2 separate regions of the Mus musculus genome follow, and region 2 is linked to region 1. A link is a loop called in an ENCODE intact Hi-C map of the cell type or tissue named here. Cell type or tissue: left cerebral cortex. All regions are shown on one strand. Links, peaks and the distances in the headings refer to the core of each region. The heading gives the core; the rest is flanking DNA. Region 1 holds the start of Htr5a (5-hydroxytryptamine (serotonin) receptor 5A). Region 2 holds the start of Paxip1 (PAX interacting (with transcription-activation domain) protein 1).

Region 1 (8,334 bases), core at 184-8,183:
GACATACATTCAGAACAGGTACTTCACAATTTCAGACTCACTGAAACTTTCCAGCTTTATTCACATTTTATCTTTCGATAACTGCTGTTGTTTGTGGACAGGAACCACTTGCTCTTGTTCCCTCCCCCCCCCCAAGTGTTGATATGTTAAATAATTGTTTACAGTTTTACTACAAATCTACCATGTTCTTACTACTGTCAATTAATATTACCCTGATTTGTGGTGCTGAAGTTTGAGAACAGTGACTCTCAGCTCCGAAGTGTGGATTCAGCTGATTTGTAAGGCCGGTCACCTGGACCTGCCAGAACGCTCAAGAGACAGATATACAGATTAGAAGCTCAATATGGTGGTGATAAAAATGCTCTGACTCAAGGCAGGATGATTGTTCTGTAGCTATGGTAACAAGGAAGCTTGCTGGTTGTGTAAACCTCTTCCACTGATCAAGGACAATGCAGTTTCCCCTAGCACAAGCTTGTGAAGGAGCCAGTCATCATTAACCCTCAGTCCTTACTCGGAAGCCAGCCAATCAAATCAGAGTCACCCTAAAAACCTGACTCTGAGAACCAATCAACCAGTCTGAGCCATAGCATCTCACCAGAAGGCATTCACTGGACCCCAGTCTCAGGCACCGGCCAGCTCATGCTTTTGTCCAGGGACTACTGGCTCTTTGGATTCTGGATGCTCCCTGAACTCTTACTGCTGGGTGGTGTTTTGCTCTTCCAGAATTTGCAAACAAGGATGTCCATGTGCCAGGCCATCGTGTTGAGCTGTTTGCTTCAAGTAACTAAAGCTTCACGTAGCAGTCTGCAGTTAGGTCTCGAATTAGGTCTCCCTCTCCCTCTCCCTCTCCCTCTCCCTCTCCCTCTCCCTCTCCCTCTCCCTCTCCCTCTCCCTCTCCCTCTCCCTCTCCCTCTCCCTTTCCCTCTCCCTCTCCCTTTCCCTCTCTCTTCAGAGAGCCAGTAGTCCCTGGACAAAAGCATAAGCTGGCTGGTGCCTGAGACTGGGGTCCAGTGAATGCCTTCTGGTGAGATGCTATGGCTCAGACTGGTTGATTGGCTCTCAGAGTCAGGATTTTAGGGTGATTCTTCTATCTTTTTTTATAGCTCTGGTTGTCTTGGAACTCACTATGCTGACCTCAAGTTCACAGAGATCTTCCTGCCTCTGCTTCCAGGGTACTGGAATTAAAGGTGTACACCACCATGACTAGCTTAGTTTTTTCTTTAAATAAATGGACTCAAAAGTAAGAAGTAAATGGACCTATAAACCTACCAACTTAGAAAGTATCCAACATGAAGCTAGACCTTTCCAAATAGTCTTAAAAAGTAAAGACCAGAGATCTATGCAAGATGTGGTTCTCTGGATACCCCTAAATAAACCTCTGTCCTCAGAAGTATGGGAGGCTACATATACCAATGGATTATCTATTATTTGCCTTTCATCTTTTTATATATGTCATGTATCAATTATATGTTATCTATCATCTATCACTGTCATCAATCTATATCTATCATAATCTATTAGCAGAAAGCTCCTTAAAAGAATCAGTATCTCTTATTAGCTTGAAGTCACTATTTAAGATCTGCTCAATGAAGTTATTCCAGAGGGAATGTAGTCACCTACCAAGCCCCCATCCTAACTTGAAAAGACATTTGCCTCTACTGTGGCTGCCAGTTTGCACTGAGTTAAAGCTGCCTCTAGCCATCACACTATAAAGATCAATTCATTTGATATACAGTTTGAAATTTGTCTGGGGTGGGCTGGAGAGATGCCTCGGAGGTTAAGATTACAGCTGTTCAGCTGGGGTGGTGGCACACACCTTTAATCTCAGCCTATGGAAGCAGAGGCAAGTGGGTCTCTGAGTTTGAGGCCAACCTGGTTCACAAAGTGAGTTCCAGGACAGCCAGGGCTACATAGTGAGACCACGTCTCAAAAAATAAAAGAGTACACACAGCTTAACCAACAGACCCAGATTTGATGCCAGTACTCATGTGGCAGACCACAACTGTAACTCCAGTTCCAGGTGATCCAACACCCTCTTCTGGCCTTTGTATGTATGTATATCAGGCACACACATGGTATACATAATACATACATACATACATACATACATACATACATATATACATATACACACACATACATATATATACACATGCATACATACATATATATACACATGCATACATACATATATATACACATGCATACATACATATATATATACATATACACACATACATATATATACACATACATACATACATACATGAAAAATACCTAAACACATAAAACACATAAAATAAAATAATTTTTAAAATGCAATAAAAATTATCTGAGAATATCGAGGTGGTTCAGTGGTAAAAACATTTGCCTCTAACATTGATGACCTGGAACCCATTGGTTGGAAACAGAGAACCAATTCCTGCCAGTTGTCCTCTGATTTACACACATGCACACACACACCCTACCCCACACACAGGCACACACACTGAAAAACAACAGATCAGGCAAGCTGTGAATCTCTCCAGTTGTCAATAGCTGGGAAATAGAGAAGAAGGAGAGAGAAAGTCATGCCGGTAATTGTTGTGAGCAAGCAGCTTGGGACAAACGGAGAAGGGGCTTCAGAGAGAAAGTGAAAGTGCCCAGAGTACCAATGAAAGCATTCAGTGAAAGCATTCATAGCCTTCAGCCAGTGTCTGAAAAAGAAAGAAAGAAAGAGAGAGAGAGAGAGAGAGAGAGAGAGAGAGAGAGAGAAAGAAAGAAAGAAAGAAAGAAAGAAAGAAAGAAAGAAAGAAAGAAAGAAAGAAAGAAAGCAAGCAGGGAAGGTCACATGGGGTTAACTCACAAGAGGCTGCACCAGAGAAGAAGATTCAGAAAAGGAAAGTACATTGTCTCATCAGGGGGCAACTTATCCCTCTGCTCTCCATTTTGGCTGTATGGAGTGCTAGGTCTCACCCCAGGCTAGAGATAGACCTTAGAACCAACTTCATCTTTCTTATATGGTCATTGAAATTCAGGGGAAAGCAAAGCTGGGGTTCCCATTTCTCATACCAGGAAAAGCAGAAGTGGACTCCAAGCTTTAGTAGCCTAAAGCTACTTAGAACCCAGTTCCCTGCTTCTTGGTGGACGCAGCAGAGTTTCCAAAATTCAGCTCTATGAATTCTGATCCTCGAAATTCTTTGGGGCCACCCTGCACTATTAGAAATCATCAGGCAGTCCAAACGTCATGCTTGGTGGAGGGCCACTGTTGGAGATGGGGAAACAGATAGCCTCCAACAAAGTTTGTTTGTATTCTAAAAACAAAAGGGATGCTTTTTCCTTCTCCTGCCTACACCTAAGCTTTAGTGAGTGGAAACTCAGCACACTCACATTGCCTTCACAAATAACCCCCACTCTCAGGCTTGTTTTTACATCAAGCCAGCACAACATATTCTACACATTCATTTAGACTAGTCTGCTGCCCCAGAGCCTAGCAACAGGAATCAGAGACTGTGTCCTTGTCTGATGTGACTTCAGTAGACAAGTGAGACTCTCAGTGATGAGTAGGGAGCTGGCTCCTTTTCATGGAGAACCCTGACTCACAGCTCGGATCTTCAAGGAGTTAAGGAGATGGCAGGCAGAGAAAGCATGGGTGGGACAGGGTGGAAGAAAGCAGGACTTCCATTTAGAGATTGTCTGCTTCAAATGCCAGCTGTTGGGAGCTGGGAAGCTGTCTGATGTGAAACTTCAATTTTCTCCTGCATATTACTCAAAGAGAAGGCAGTCAGGCCAAGTGGTCCTTAGTGGCGCCCATGGCCCAACGGGGCTGCAGTAAATAGACTCAGAAAGCATTGTTACAACCCACAAGGGAAGAGGACAGCACATGCAGTCACCATGACACAGTTGTCTTTAATCTTATGGTGTGTGTGTGGGGGGGGGGGTGGCATTACTAGGACACTGAAGAATGAAGAAGGACAGCAACCCAGAAATTATAGTTTGCAAGACAGCCTAGAAAACAACACAAATGGTATGCCTGCTATGTGGCACTCATCCTGTCAATCATTCTAATCTTCCCTCCTCCGAACACCCATGCAGAAAACTGCATGTTTGTTTGTTTTTCCTGAGTTACTGAGCCAGTGTCTCCAAGACACCAGCTTTCCCAGGTACTGCCCATCCACAGGACTTTAGTACCAAAGTGGACCAGGTAGAATGTGGATGGCAAACCCCTCATTTTTCAAGAAAGAAAACAATCCCCCAGACATTCAGTATGGGAGGGCCTCTGTAATTCAGTGCTTAGAGCAAAGGGAGTCTCTGGCTCTTGAGCCCCCCCTTCCTCCCTCATCTACCTCTCCCCAAACTGGAGAGTTTTACCTTCCACAGACATAAGGTGAAGTGCGCTGCAAGAAAAGCCTGTGAGATACAAGTGACGTATTTTCTAACGATCCTTATAGCACCCACCTCCACAGCTTCGGGTACGGGGGAGACGCTGTTGGTCTTCCTGGAGCCCATGCGGAATTTCGCCGCCCTGTAAATTTTCCAGTACACAAAGAGCACCACGCACAGCGGCAGGTAGAAGGCACCCACGGTGGAGAACACGGTGTAGGAAGGCTCGCGACTGACTTGGCATTCCTCACTGGGCTCAGAATAAGTCTCTCCCCAGCCAAATAGCAGTGGAGCCAGAGAGATGACAGTGGAGAGTGCCCAGGTGAGCAGGATCATCACATTGGAGACACGCTTGCGGGTACGGAGTGTGTACTCCAGGTGGCGCGTGATTGACCAGTAGCGGTCCAGAGCTATTGCTGTCACATTCCAGATGCTGGCAGTACAGCAGAGCACGTCACATGCGATCCACAGCTGGCATAGACGCCGGCCCAGCTGCCAGCGGCGCCCAGACAGCTCATGTACCAGGCTCAGTGGCATAACCAGCACAGCCACTAGCACATCCGAGATGGCCATGGAAGCTACCAGGTTGTGTGGTACTCGGTGGAAGGTGCGTACCTTGAGGATGGTAGCCAGCACCAGCAGGTTCCAAGTGAATGTGGCCGCAGCTAGAAAGCCCAACAAAGTCAGGACTAGCACTCGGAAAGCTGAGAGAAAAGGCCGACTAGGGCGCAGGACTTCCGTGTCCAAGCTGCGGTTAGGTTCCAAAGAGGAGGGAGTAGAGAGAGAAAAGGAGGTCAAGTTTACAGGCAGATCCATTGCTGTCCCAGGACACCTGTGTTTAGACTGTGTTGCCACCGAGCCCACTGAAGTCAATCTAGATGTTTGCGACCGATGGCCAATGGAGAGGATTTTGCTAAGAGCCAAGAACCTGGCCTCAGTCTCCACCCAGTCAGAGTCCGGAGGAAATTGTAGCAGAGAGGAGGGTGCTGGGCTACAAGCAGCGCAGCCCAGGTATCCTTAGAGATATGGAAAGCGGACTCAAGGGGCTGAATCTAGAAGCCAGGGCCCGCCTTTGCTATCACATGCCTGCTGTTCCTCACCTAGGCGGAGACTGTTGTCTGGTCGCCTGCAGCAGAGCATCCTTGAGGTCGGCCCCCGCCCAGTGCAGGGTGGATGCCCAGAACTCAGCTAGTGCGTCAGAACAGTCGCTGGTCCAGGGTTGCTCCTTGCCCACCTCCCCCCTCTCCCGGCAGTGGCTCCGAGGGGTGGGGGTTGGGGACTGGAAGCCACGTAGATACCTGCTTTCTGGAGATGGCCTTCTGCCCTGTCCTGATCTCTCTCCACCGTGCCTGAGGCTGCTGCTCCGAGAGGGCACGCTGGCGCGCCCACCCAGACCTGCTTTAGCAAAGTGGGGCTCCCGCACTACGTAAGGCATCAGCTGATGAAGCCGCCTCTCTCCACCCGGCTCTCTGCATGGGAGTATTCAGCACTGGCTTTGTGTGCAGCTCAGTGCTTGGCGCTGTCCACGGTGCCGCTGCCTATACCAGCACGCAGCTTGGTGTCTATCCACAGTCCCATCGCTCTTTACCACTGGGTCAGTGGCCGGGAATTAATTAGTAAACTTTCCTAAACCCTTCTTCCAGCACTCATGCTCCCTCTGAAGGTGATTTTGAGACTTCGAGCCATTTGCTTGAAGTACAGGTGTCCTGGGTTAGGCTAACTAACCAACCAACTAACCAACTAACTTCCTAACAGCCTACTGTTGTTCCCTTCCAGGTTTCCGTATGTGGTTGCCTCCTAACTCGGAGAGCTCGGTGGCCTCACTTAAAGAGTTGTTTGTTTTAAAGGAGAAAGATTGATGACTGTTGGAGATAGGGTGCTTGTTTCCTGAGCTTAGAAAGAGGCTTACAGGAGCCTCTCTAGTGACTCTACAGAAGTTTCTATGGAAAAGAAGCTGGAGGGAATGGCTCAGCCATTAAGATCATTGGCTTCCCTTGCTGAGAACCTGCTTTGGTTCGCAGGACTGACTCACACAGTGGCCCACAACTGGCTGTAACTCCATGTCCAGGGGATATGACACCTTATTCTGGCTTCCACAGGCACCATGTACACATACAAGCATGTAAACATACACATACAACAAAAACAAACCCTAAAGAAAAAAAAGAGAAAATCTCTACGGCACTTGAAATGCTTGAAACATGCTTGAAAAGTATTGAGACAGTCATGATGGTTCAGCCCTTAATCCTAGCACTTGAGCTTGGGGCCGGTGGAGCTCTGCAAGGTCAGGGCCAGCCAGGGCTACATAGTGAGACTCCGACTCAAAAAATAAATGAAATAAAATTTAAAAAAATTACCCATGCATGCTTGTAAAACTATCAAAAGGTCTGACCTAGGAGTTTTCTTTGTTTCAGTGTAAGAGTTGAGGCCCAGAGCTTTGCACATACTAGGCAAAGAACACTGTCATTGAGCTACAGCCCCAGCCCTCAAGGAGAGAAGCAACTGCAGAAAGCTGTCTCTCTGCATGTGCACTATGGCTTATGACACCCACATACACACAGTACACACAGGAGCTTGTGTGTGTGCATAATAATAATAGTAATACATAAATAAGAGGATATGGTAGTACACATCTGTCATCTCAGCACTGTGGGCTAGAGATGGGCAGGTCTCTGAAGTGTACTGGTTGTCCTGGCCTAGCTGGAGAGTTCCAGGCCAATGACATAAAATAATGTGGACAGTGCCTACAAAATGATCACAGAAGTTGCCTTCTCTCTCTCTCTCTCTCTCTCTCTCTCTCTCTCTCTCTCTCTCTCTCACACACACACACACACACACACACACACACACACACACACACACACACAATTAGCCATTGACCCTTGGTAGCCCCATCACCTTTCACTGGATTTTCTTGGATCAAATTTTTCTGCAACAATACTAAGGTAATATTTGCTTTTTAAAAATGTTAATAGCCATGTTGGTGGTATAAATGTGGGACATGCTTCTGTTAAGGAGTGCTATGTACATACTTACATATGTGTTGGCTAGAACTGGAAGTATTTTAAAATAAATAACAATGTTTTCCTTAAAAGAATTATGGACAGATAAGCTACCATTTTTCACACTTGCATATACAGCAGATATTTTCTTTCAAAGGAGTGAGGTAAGCCTTTAAGGAAAATAATTGCCAATATTTTAGAACATTCAAACACACCTTTAGAAATCTGGCAGCTTACAAGTACTTAGAGACCTGTGAATCAAGGTTGATGCTAAAGTTAATGAATGCAATTCTTTTTATGTGGGGCTGGAGAGGACTCAGGCTCAATTTCCAGCACCCAATGGCAGCTTACAACTGCCTGCAGCTCCAGTTCTAGTAACTCCAGTTCCAGAGGCTCTGATACCCTCACACAAATATACATGCAGGCAAAATACCAACGCACGTGAAATAATTTTTTATAGATTATACACATGTGGTCATTATATGCATATGTGGTCACATATGCATCAGATCCCCTGGATCTGAGGTAACAGGTGGCTGTGAGATGCCTGATGTAGATGCTGGGAACCAAACTCAGGTCCTTTGGAAGAGCAATACATGCTCTTAACCATTTAACCATCACCCCAGTCCCATGATGCTGCATTATAAATGTGTCACCATCTGGAAATTCTGAATAATTCAATAACCCAAATGACTATGGGTTGGTATGACAAATTCCTGAATGGGATTTGGTCCAGATCAAAAGGCAAAGTACCCATTAGGGTTCTTGTTTGTGTGTGTGTTGTTGTTGGGTTGGTATGACAAATTCCTGAATGGGATTTGGTCCAGTTCAAAAGGCACAGTACCCATTAGGGTTCTTTAGTGTGTGTGTGTTGTTGTTGTGTGTCGTGTGTGTGTGTGTGTGTGTGTGTGTGTGTGTGTGTGTGTGTGCAAGTGCTGCGGTACAGATGTCAAGGTCAGAGAACAACTTT
Region 2 (8,334 bases), core at 114-8,113, 51 kb after region 1:
ATCCTAATACCTTTTCTCTTCCACTTCCTCTGATGAGTGGAGGGCTAGAGGAGAGGTTGAACCCTTATTAAAATTAAGTTGCAAAAAATTTATGCCTACAAGGACTTTTCCTGTTTTAATTAGATCAGGCAGGCGGAGACTTTTACTCTGAATAGGTAGACCCTATGTTCCAATTCAACAGAAGGAACCCCCAGGAAATAGAACTTCAGCCATTAATAGTCCTTAAGATTGAGTAGTCAAAGTCTTAGAGGAGGAAACTGAGGCCGGATAGAATGACAGGAAAATGAGGAATGGCAGGCAAAGGGGTTCCCTTATCTCCGATGGCTAAGAACCAAGAGTTCTCACAAAAAGAGCCAGGCAGATGGCTCAAAGGATAAAGATGCTCACTACACGGCCCTGATCTTTGAGTTTGATCCTTGGAACTTATGGACAAAGGTGGAAGAAGAGAACAACATAGAGTCATCTCTGACCTCTACATACATAGTGAGCTACGTGTGCACTGGCAGTCTGAATGAGAAATGTCTCCCACAGGTTCACATACTTGAACACTCCATCCCCCATTGATGATGCTGTCTAGGGAGGTTATGGAACCTTTAGGAGGAAGAATGCCACTCTGGCAGGCTTTGAGACGTCATAGCCCTATTTCCCTTCCTCTTTACTCTCTGCTTTGGCTTGTTCTTGGAACTGTGAACTCCTGCTACCTACTGCTGTGACTCCCTGCCGTTATGGATTCTCTCTTCAAAACTGTAAACCCAAAGACATTTTCCCTTCTATATATTCTTTTTGGTTATGGCATTTTATCAGAACAATAGAAAGGAATCCCAATTTGTCACACACCAAACATGCACGTACATTTTATAAATAAATACAATTAAAATTCAAAAAGGAAATCTCACTTAGGAGCCATGTCTATAATCAAAAAGATGTCCTGTTGATATTCCTGTGACCTTGAAGAGTCTTGTCTAAGTCTAAGCCTGTAAATCTCTAAGTGAGATTCATGGGCATATAGCCACACAACAGTTTCTCCCTCCCTCCCTCCCTCCCTCCCTCCCTCCCTCCCTCCCTCCCTCCCTCCCTCCCTCCCTCCCTCCCTTCTTTCTTTCTTTCTTTCTTTCTTTCTTTGACACAGGATCAATGTCTAGCCCTGGCTGTCCTGGAACTCGAGATGTAAACAAGGGTGACCTGGAAATCACCTTGCCTGGCCCCACCTGACAATCTTAGTCATTAAGGAAGGTCTTGTAGATAAGCAGCAGCCGATCTAGCTGTAGTGGTACACTCCCACAGATTCAGGAGGTGGGGACAGGAACATCAAAAGTTTGATGTCAACAACATGTTAAAGTTTGAGCTATATAGTATTACATAATTTTTTAAAAGTAATCTCTTCAATTTTTTGAGCATATGACTTTCAATGCCACCTCAACTGTATATGTGTATGCCATAGCACTTGAATGAGTGCCTTGAGAAGCTTGTATTCACATCCTCCTGTTTTCCTTTACATGTTAGCTATCATTTCTTCTTTAAGGCAGGTTCTTGTGTTGTCCAAGGCTAGCCTTGTATATAGCTTGAGCTAGCCTTGAACTTCAATCCCTTCTGCATCCACCTTCTGTGTTCTGGGATTATAGGTAAGCACCACCAAGCCCTGTTTTAAACAGTAGGTTTGCTACCTAAGAAAAGGGAATGAACCTCTCCCCCACACAACCCAACTCTCCCCAGCTCTTCTGGCACACAGAACCCTCATCTGTAGGTCTCTTGTTGTGCTTTCTTATCAGAATCAGGCTCACCGGTGCATATTATTTCTTAGTTTCTGGATGTAGGCATATTAATAAAACACATCTCACTGTCCCTGTTTCATGTCCATCTGTGGGATGCATAACTGAAGCAGCATGCTGAGGTCAGGATCATCTTCAGAGGGAATGAAGGGGCACTAGGGCTGGATGGATGCAAGGGTAGAAAAGAAGCCTGGGGTGAAATGATGGGCCCTGGAGGCAGAGTGGGCAGAACAAGTCCTTTGTTCTTCTCCTACTCAAGGGGCTACTGATGGTCAGTCTCTGACAGGGTGTTTCTGTGTTTTTGGTATCTTAGTCAAGGAATTGAAAAAAAAAAACCACACATACACATTTGCAAAGTGGTAAAGAAGCTTTAGTCAAAAGCAAAGTGACAGCACAGGTCAGGAAGTAGTGGGTTGGGTTGGAAGCTGGAGAGGTGGCTCAATACTTTGCATGGCTTGCTACTCTTGCAGAGGACAAATTTGGTTTCTATCACCTACATGTACACAACCATACATGCATTCCAGCCCTAGGGTGGATGCCCTCTGCTGGTCATCTCCAGCACAGCAGTGTGAAATGCACCCATCCCATCCCCCAGCCCTTTTACATGTATCTTTCAAAAAGGTTGACACAGGCAACATGAGACAGTTCAGGGCTGCCAATTAGTGTTTGGGGCTTCCTGAGTACAAGAGGAGGCGTTTGGTTGCTGGTTTTAATTGACAGGCATGGATTACTTGGGAAATAAGTCTTTGTTTCCTGAAATTAAGCCATTATGTTTCTGTACAAGCAGAAAATTCTGTATGTACAGTACAAACATTGGAATTCATGGGAGACAGCAGTCCCGAATCTGAGCTGAGGTGTTTCCGCAGCATCTGCTGGCCCTGTATCATATGACCCCTGAATACACAGTGCATGTGTTGTTTCAGAACCAAGGCTTCGTGAAGGGGTACAGTGCGGCATGGGCCAGCATGACCAGAAACACCTTGGATTTACCACACTTTTTAAAATAATTTTTGACCCTTGCATGTTTGGAAACCTTCTACTGCTGCCAATTATTTTCTGATCCGCAAATGGAGTCATGATATAAAGTTTAAGAAGCTAGGCTGCAGCCTATACATTTAAATTGAACTTAGTAATACCTAACTTGGGCTGGAGAGGTGGCTCAGTGGTTAAGAGCACCGACTGCTCTTCCATAGGCCCTGAGTTCAATTCCCAGCAACCACATGGTGCCTCACAACTATTTCTAAGGGAGTCTGATGCCCTCTTCTGGTGTGTCTGAAGAAAGCAATGGTGGTGTAATCATATACATAAAATAAATAAATCTTTTTAAAAAAATACCTAACTTTACTGGGTGTGTAGTCACCTAAACAGAACAACTAAATGAAAACACTGTATACTTATCCAAATGTATTTTTAGTTTATTAAAGATTTTTTAGTTCGTTTGCCTGCATAATTTGTATGTGTAGGGCTTCAGAACTCTTGTAACTGGAGGTGCAGACAGCTGGAAGTTCTCATACACATACATCATTCATACATAGAAACACACATGCACACACACTCTACTGACTTCCAAAGCGCCATAAGAAAATACTATCTCAATCATCTCCTTTGGTTTCTCATGGCAGAGGGGACTGTACTCCCATTACTGTGTTTTCTAGTTTCACATTCACTTTTTGCCTGTGCTTGTAGTACCCAGTGCTTGTAATAGTCTCAGACACCAGAAGGGTATTGGAGCTCCTGGAACTGAAGTTATAGGTGGCTGTGAACATCCGTGTGGATGTCAGGAATCAAATCTGGGTCCTTTGCTAGAGCAGTAAATGATCCTAATTGCCAAGCCATTTGTTTTTAACCTAACTGAACTCAGTTTATCCAACTTAAACAGGGTGCTTATTTTCTGATCGCTGTAAAACAAAATGGCTCTGCTCTGAGTTCGTTTGAGACTATAAGAACATCAACACCCGGGGGGGAGGGGGGGGCGCTGGGGAGATGGCTCAGCGGTTAAGAGCACTGACTGCTCTTCCAAAGGCCGAGTTCAAATCCCAGAAACCACAAGGTACAAGGTGGCTCACAACCATCAGTAATGAGATCTGATGCCCTCTTCTGATGTGTCTACAGTGTACGTACATATTATAATAATAAATACATCTTAAAAAAAAAAAAGAACAACACTCTATCTGCATGAAGGTCACAGAAAACACAAAACTTGATTAAAGAGCAGTATCACGAGTTGCGGGACTTGTCATTCTGCGAGCGCCCCACAGCAGTTTCAGCTTGTCATTGTTTCCTGTAACTTTACACATCCATATTTAATATAATTATCTGCTAAGATAATTTTTATAGATTTTGCTGTTTACCTTTAAAAACTATGTTGACCGAGGGTTGGACGGCTCAGCAGTTCAGAACACTTGGTTCTCTTGCAGCATCTCCAAATTTGGTTCCCAACACCCACGTGTCGTGTAACTTCAGTTCCAGGGGATCCTGAAGCCACCTTCTGACTGTTGTGGGCACCAGACACTCACAGGGTGCAGATACATACATGCAGGGAAAACTCCAATACACGTAGAAAAATGTACATTTATTTAGAGAGTGTGTGTGTAATGTGTGTACGTGTGTGCGCAACAGTGTGCTTGTGGAGGCCAGAGAACAACTTGCTGGAGCCGGTTCTTGCTTGCCATCACGTGTGTCCCAGGGATCGAACTCAGATTGGCGGCAGATGTCTGCCTGCTGAGCTATGTCGCCGGCTCCTACTTTGCTCTTAACCTGCCTCATCGAAGATCAGTTCCCCGCCAACTACCTCAGTAGATGCGGAAGGGGCAGACGAAGGAAAGTAACCATTAGCCAGGGTCTGCCTGACTCTGGGCCGGATCGCGTGCTGTCCAACAGCAGCGCTGGCGACAGCTGAAGAGCGAACGCTGGATTGTTCAGGTCCCCTTCCGTGCCGAGGCTCCGCCTCCTTGGCGCATGCGCTGTCAGGTGGCCGCACGGGGTGACGGGAGTCCCGCCCAGGACCCGCCCCCTGGCTAGTCCACTGCGGCCATGTGAGGGAAATAGTCTCTCTGTGTCCTCGGTTCTCGGTCGTGAAAACTCGGCCGGGACAAGGCTGCCATGTGCCGTACGAACTATTGTAGACCATCAGCACTGATGCCCGAAGCGGTGGTGTAAGGAGCGCTGTGCGGCGCGCAAGGCGGGAGGGTCCCACATACTCCCCTGCCGAGCTGGTGTGGTGGTACGTGCCTCAGGGCGCGCACGGCTCCCGCGCTCCGGGCCTCGGACGGGCGGGGGCGCGGGTCCGAGTGCAGCTGCGGCTGCGGGCCGGGCTGTGCCGCCGGGCAGTAGGCAGAGCTACGACGCTGGGCGCGGCGGGCCGGGTGACGCGGGGCCGGGCGCCGCCGCGCCGCCGCGATCATGTCGGAGCCGGCGCCCGAAGTTCCAGAGGAGCTATTCCGCGAGGTCAAGTACTACGCGGTGGGCGACATCGACCCGCAGGTACCGCCCGCGCGGGGCCCCTCTGCCGGGCCATTCCCCCCGCACGCCCCCGCCTCGTCGCGCGCGCGCCCTGCAGGACCCCAGGCCGGAGCCGCGGGGCACGCCGGGCAGCGAAGGGCCGCGGGAAGGGCCTCGCGAGCACCGACCTAGCGCAGCGGCCGGCCGAGCATCTTGCCGGGGCCCTGCTGAGCGTGTCCCTTGCCAAGGGGCCTGTCCTCCCGGCCCCTGATTTTTCCCTTAGGGTGGATTGTACGGTAGGTATGGAAGGTACCCTTGCTTACACGGTCACCGTGATTCGTGCGTGTGATCGTGGGTCTGAATCCATCCACAGGACAGTGGCTGTGATCGTGGTATCTTCAGGACAGTGCCCCAAACATTTCTTTTCTAAACTATGCTTACAGTTGTGTCGCCTTCGGTGTCTGGTAATGTAAGCTAAACGGGTCCTAAGGAAGGAATTGTCCAAGAGCCACTGAGCTTGGCTTTCCAGAGACTCATACTTGTATCCTAGTAACCAAAGTCCGTTGGGTCTTCGGTTGTGTGATCAGTGATTGTAGCTGACTTTTTCTAGTACCGATCACCCCACTACTACCACCACATTTCTTCTTTTACCCTTTCTTGTTCTTCGTTTTAGGACTTTTGCTCTTATAAGGGCCTTGGACTAAATGTCACTTAAAACCAAGAACACATTGAGCTGCGCTGTTTGCCCAACTATGTGTGAAATCTGAGTGCTTTAAAAAAATCCCCCTTGTAAGCCCTTGTATTCTGAAATAGTGCCTTCTTTAAAAGGTTTAGAGCCAGGGCACCCATTCTTTAAGTTTTGTAATACAGATTGAGGAAGCTCACAGGTGGTGAGCACCCCAGTACAGTCTGGGCATCGGGCCTGGTACACGGAGTGCCGTAGAAGAGTGCCCTTGAATACTGAGTCCTACAAATACAACAGGTGGAGGTGCTGGAGGTGTTGAGTGTTAAACGGATATTGAGTCCAAGAAGTTGTTTGTGTGGAGTGCGTGTGCTAGGCATTAAAGGCATTTGTGTATACTTGGCCCGAGTCCTGACGGTCACTGGGCATAGTTACAGTGTGGCTCCTGTGAGATGGAATTAGTAATGCGCAGTTTGAGGAGGTTTGAGTGTCCTTGCGAATACAGAGAAAAGATGGACAGCGCAGTCAGACTTGTTTCTGGAAATTTGTCATGAAGAGAAAGCCCTGGGACCTGAGAAGGCGAGGCCAGGGAGGGCTTGCTGTGTTCATGTTTCTGAGTGATGCGAGGCTAAAGCCGGTGGATGAAGTCTGTGTATGAAGGTAAAGTTACTTGGTCCAGGGAAGCCAGCTCGTGGCTGGGGACTGTCGGTTTTCCATGCAGTGGGTACAGACCTCCTCGGCTGCTCCAGTTCTGAGATGGTGCTTGCAGACTATTCGAGACTGCATTGCTTTCAGCTCTTCCTTGACTCCGGCCTGCACACCACTGTCAAGTTGTTCTCCTCTGATGCCTGGTGGCTGCCTCGTTGACTCTCAGAACTTTGACTCCCATCTGCAATAGGTTATCTCTGGAGAGCCACATTCCTCTCTCAATGTGACCGAGAGACTCTCACCAGATCACACAGGACCAAAAGTAGTGTGCCCACACTGAAACCCAGCAGTGCCTCTTCCTCTCTCTGCTTCCAGTCAATCCCTCCGAGAGATGCCCGCATTTCCATTTCGGCTTTTCTGCTGTGCTTACACCTTGTCTAGTTACTGTGTGATTAATTCTATTCCATTCTGTTTGCTGCTGACATTTCTCTAGTGACCTGCCTCTTCCAGTAGTGAGAGTGGTCACAGTTGTGTCTTAACAAGTACTCCCATGTTGATGTCCATCTGTAAGATCTGGTGGTGCTATCTTCATTTGCGATATCCTTCCCTGACTTAAGGAAAGACTGCTATGCATAGCACTAAAGACTACACTGACCATGACTTGCTGCAGGCCAGTGTTAAGTAGGATAACAGAGCCCATAAACTTTAGTCGCCTGCCTTAACTTTGGGACTTGCTGACCATGGTTGGATCTGAGTTCCCCCGCTAGGCCCTACCTTGGTATATATATTTTGTTTGATGAACATCTATAAGTTAGGATTCTCCTGGTGGGTCTCTGCTTCTAGAAACTTCCTAACAATAGTGGAACCAGTCCTCAGCCTTTGGGTTGGATACCTGGAACAGGTACTCTATAGAACTCAGCAGGTGCTGGTGTATGCTGTCTGTCTGGTGTATGCAGATGGCTATTAACTGGCCACCCCATCTCTGTGACAACTGTGAATCAGGGTTGCTGCATTTTATTGACTTTTCCACTCAGGAAAAGGACAGGGTATGTTTTTATTAAATGTTCCATTATAGTTAACAACTTATTTGAACAGTACTTTGTTATTAATTGTCCTGTTGGTTGTTTCCTTAGGTTATTCAGCTCCTTAAAGCTGGGAAAGCCAAGGAAGTCTCCTACAATGCCCTGGCCTCACACATCATTTCAGAGGATGGGGACAACCCAGAGGTGGGAGAAGCCCGTGAGGTCTTTGACTTGCCCGTTGTAAAGGTAAGTAGAAACCTGAGCCTCTGCACCAGGGCTTTCTGCCTGGCTTGCTGCAGGCCAGTGTTAAGTAGGATATCATCAGGTAAACAAAGCCCATAAACTTTAGTCACCTGCCTTCACTTTGGGACTTGCTGGCCAGATGGCTCAGTGGGTAAGAACACTGACTGCTCTTCCAAAGGTCCTGAGTTCAAATCCCAGCAACCACATGGTGGCTCACAACCACCTGTAATGAGATCTGACACCCTCTTCTGGTGCGTCTGAAATCAGCTACAGTGTACTTATGTATAATAATAAATAAATCCTTTAAAAAAGAAATTCCTGGGCATTGTGGGAATGCTCCCTCCCTGTCATTTCCTGCCAACTCTTCAGCCCAGGAAACTTATCCCAGGCTTCCTCGCCTTGTCAGATATGCAGTTTACATATTTGGTCCCAGAAGCCTTGTAGAGGTAGCTACCCTTTTCTGATGACCAGTGGTCCTGATCTTCGGCTGTATAGATGAGGGGAGAGGCCCCTGCCCTGCTAACTGCCC

What was found. Hi-C counts contacts between places; a loop is a spot of excess contacts. Peaks named below come from ENCODE experiments on the same cell type or tissue, not always from the same donor. Only the 100,000 strongest peaks of a DNase experiment are listed, where the experiment ranks them.
Region 2: a loop joins it to region 1, with 7 times the contacts of the local background. A loop is called at or near these places in 6 of 42 quality-filtered maps.

The regions. Positions count from the first base shown.
Region 1 is chr5:27,839,293-27,847,626 of GRCm38, reverse strand. It overlaps Htr5a (5-hydroxytryptamine (serotonin) receptor 5A), which reads right to left and starts at 5,680. Exons shown (of 2, transcript NM_008314.2): 1 at 4,438-5,680. The coding sequence starts at 5,178. In left cerebral cortex, for the core only: a CTCF peak has its summit at 4,739; DNase peaks (open chromatin) are centred at 4,552, 4,803, 5,545, 5,781 and 3 more places; H3K4me3 peaks cover 3,790 bases; H3K27ac peaks cover 2,019 bases.
Region 2 is chr5:27,788,117-27,796,450 of GRCm38, reverse strand. Paxip1 (PAX interacting (with transcription-activation domain) protein 1) reads left to right here and starts at 4,901. Exons shown (of 21, transcript NM_018878.3): 1 at 4,901-5,252; 2 at 7,674-7,808. The coding sequence starts at 5,172. In left cerebral cortex, for the core only: CTCF peaks have their summits at 2,314 (motif pointing left), 3,061 (motif pointing left) and 4,932; DNase peaks (open chromatin) are centred at 2,322, 4,808 and 5,273; H3K4me3 peaks cover 2,605 bases; H3K27ac peaks cover 1,675 bases.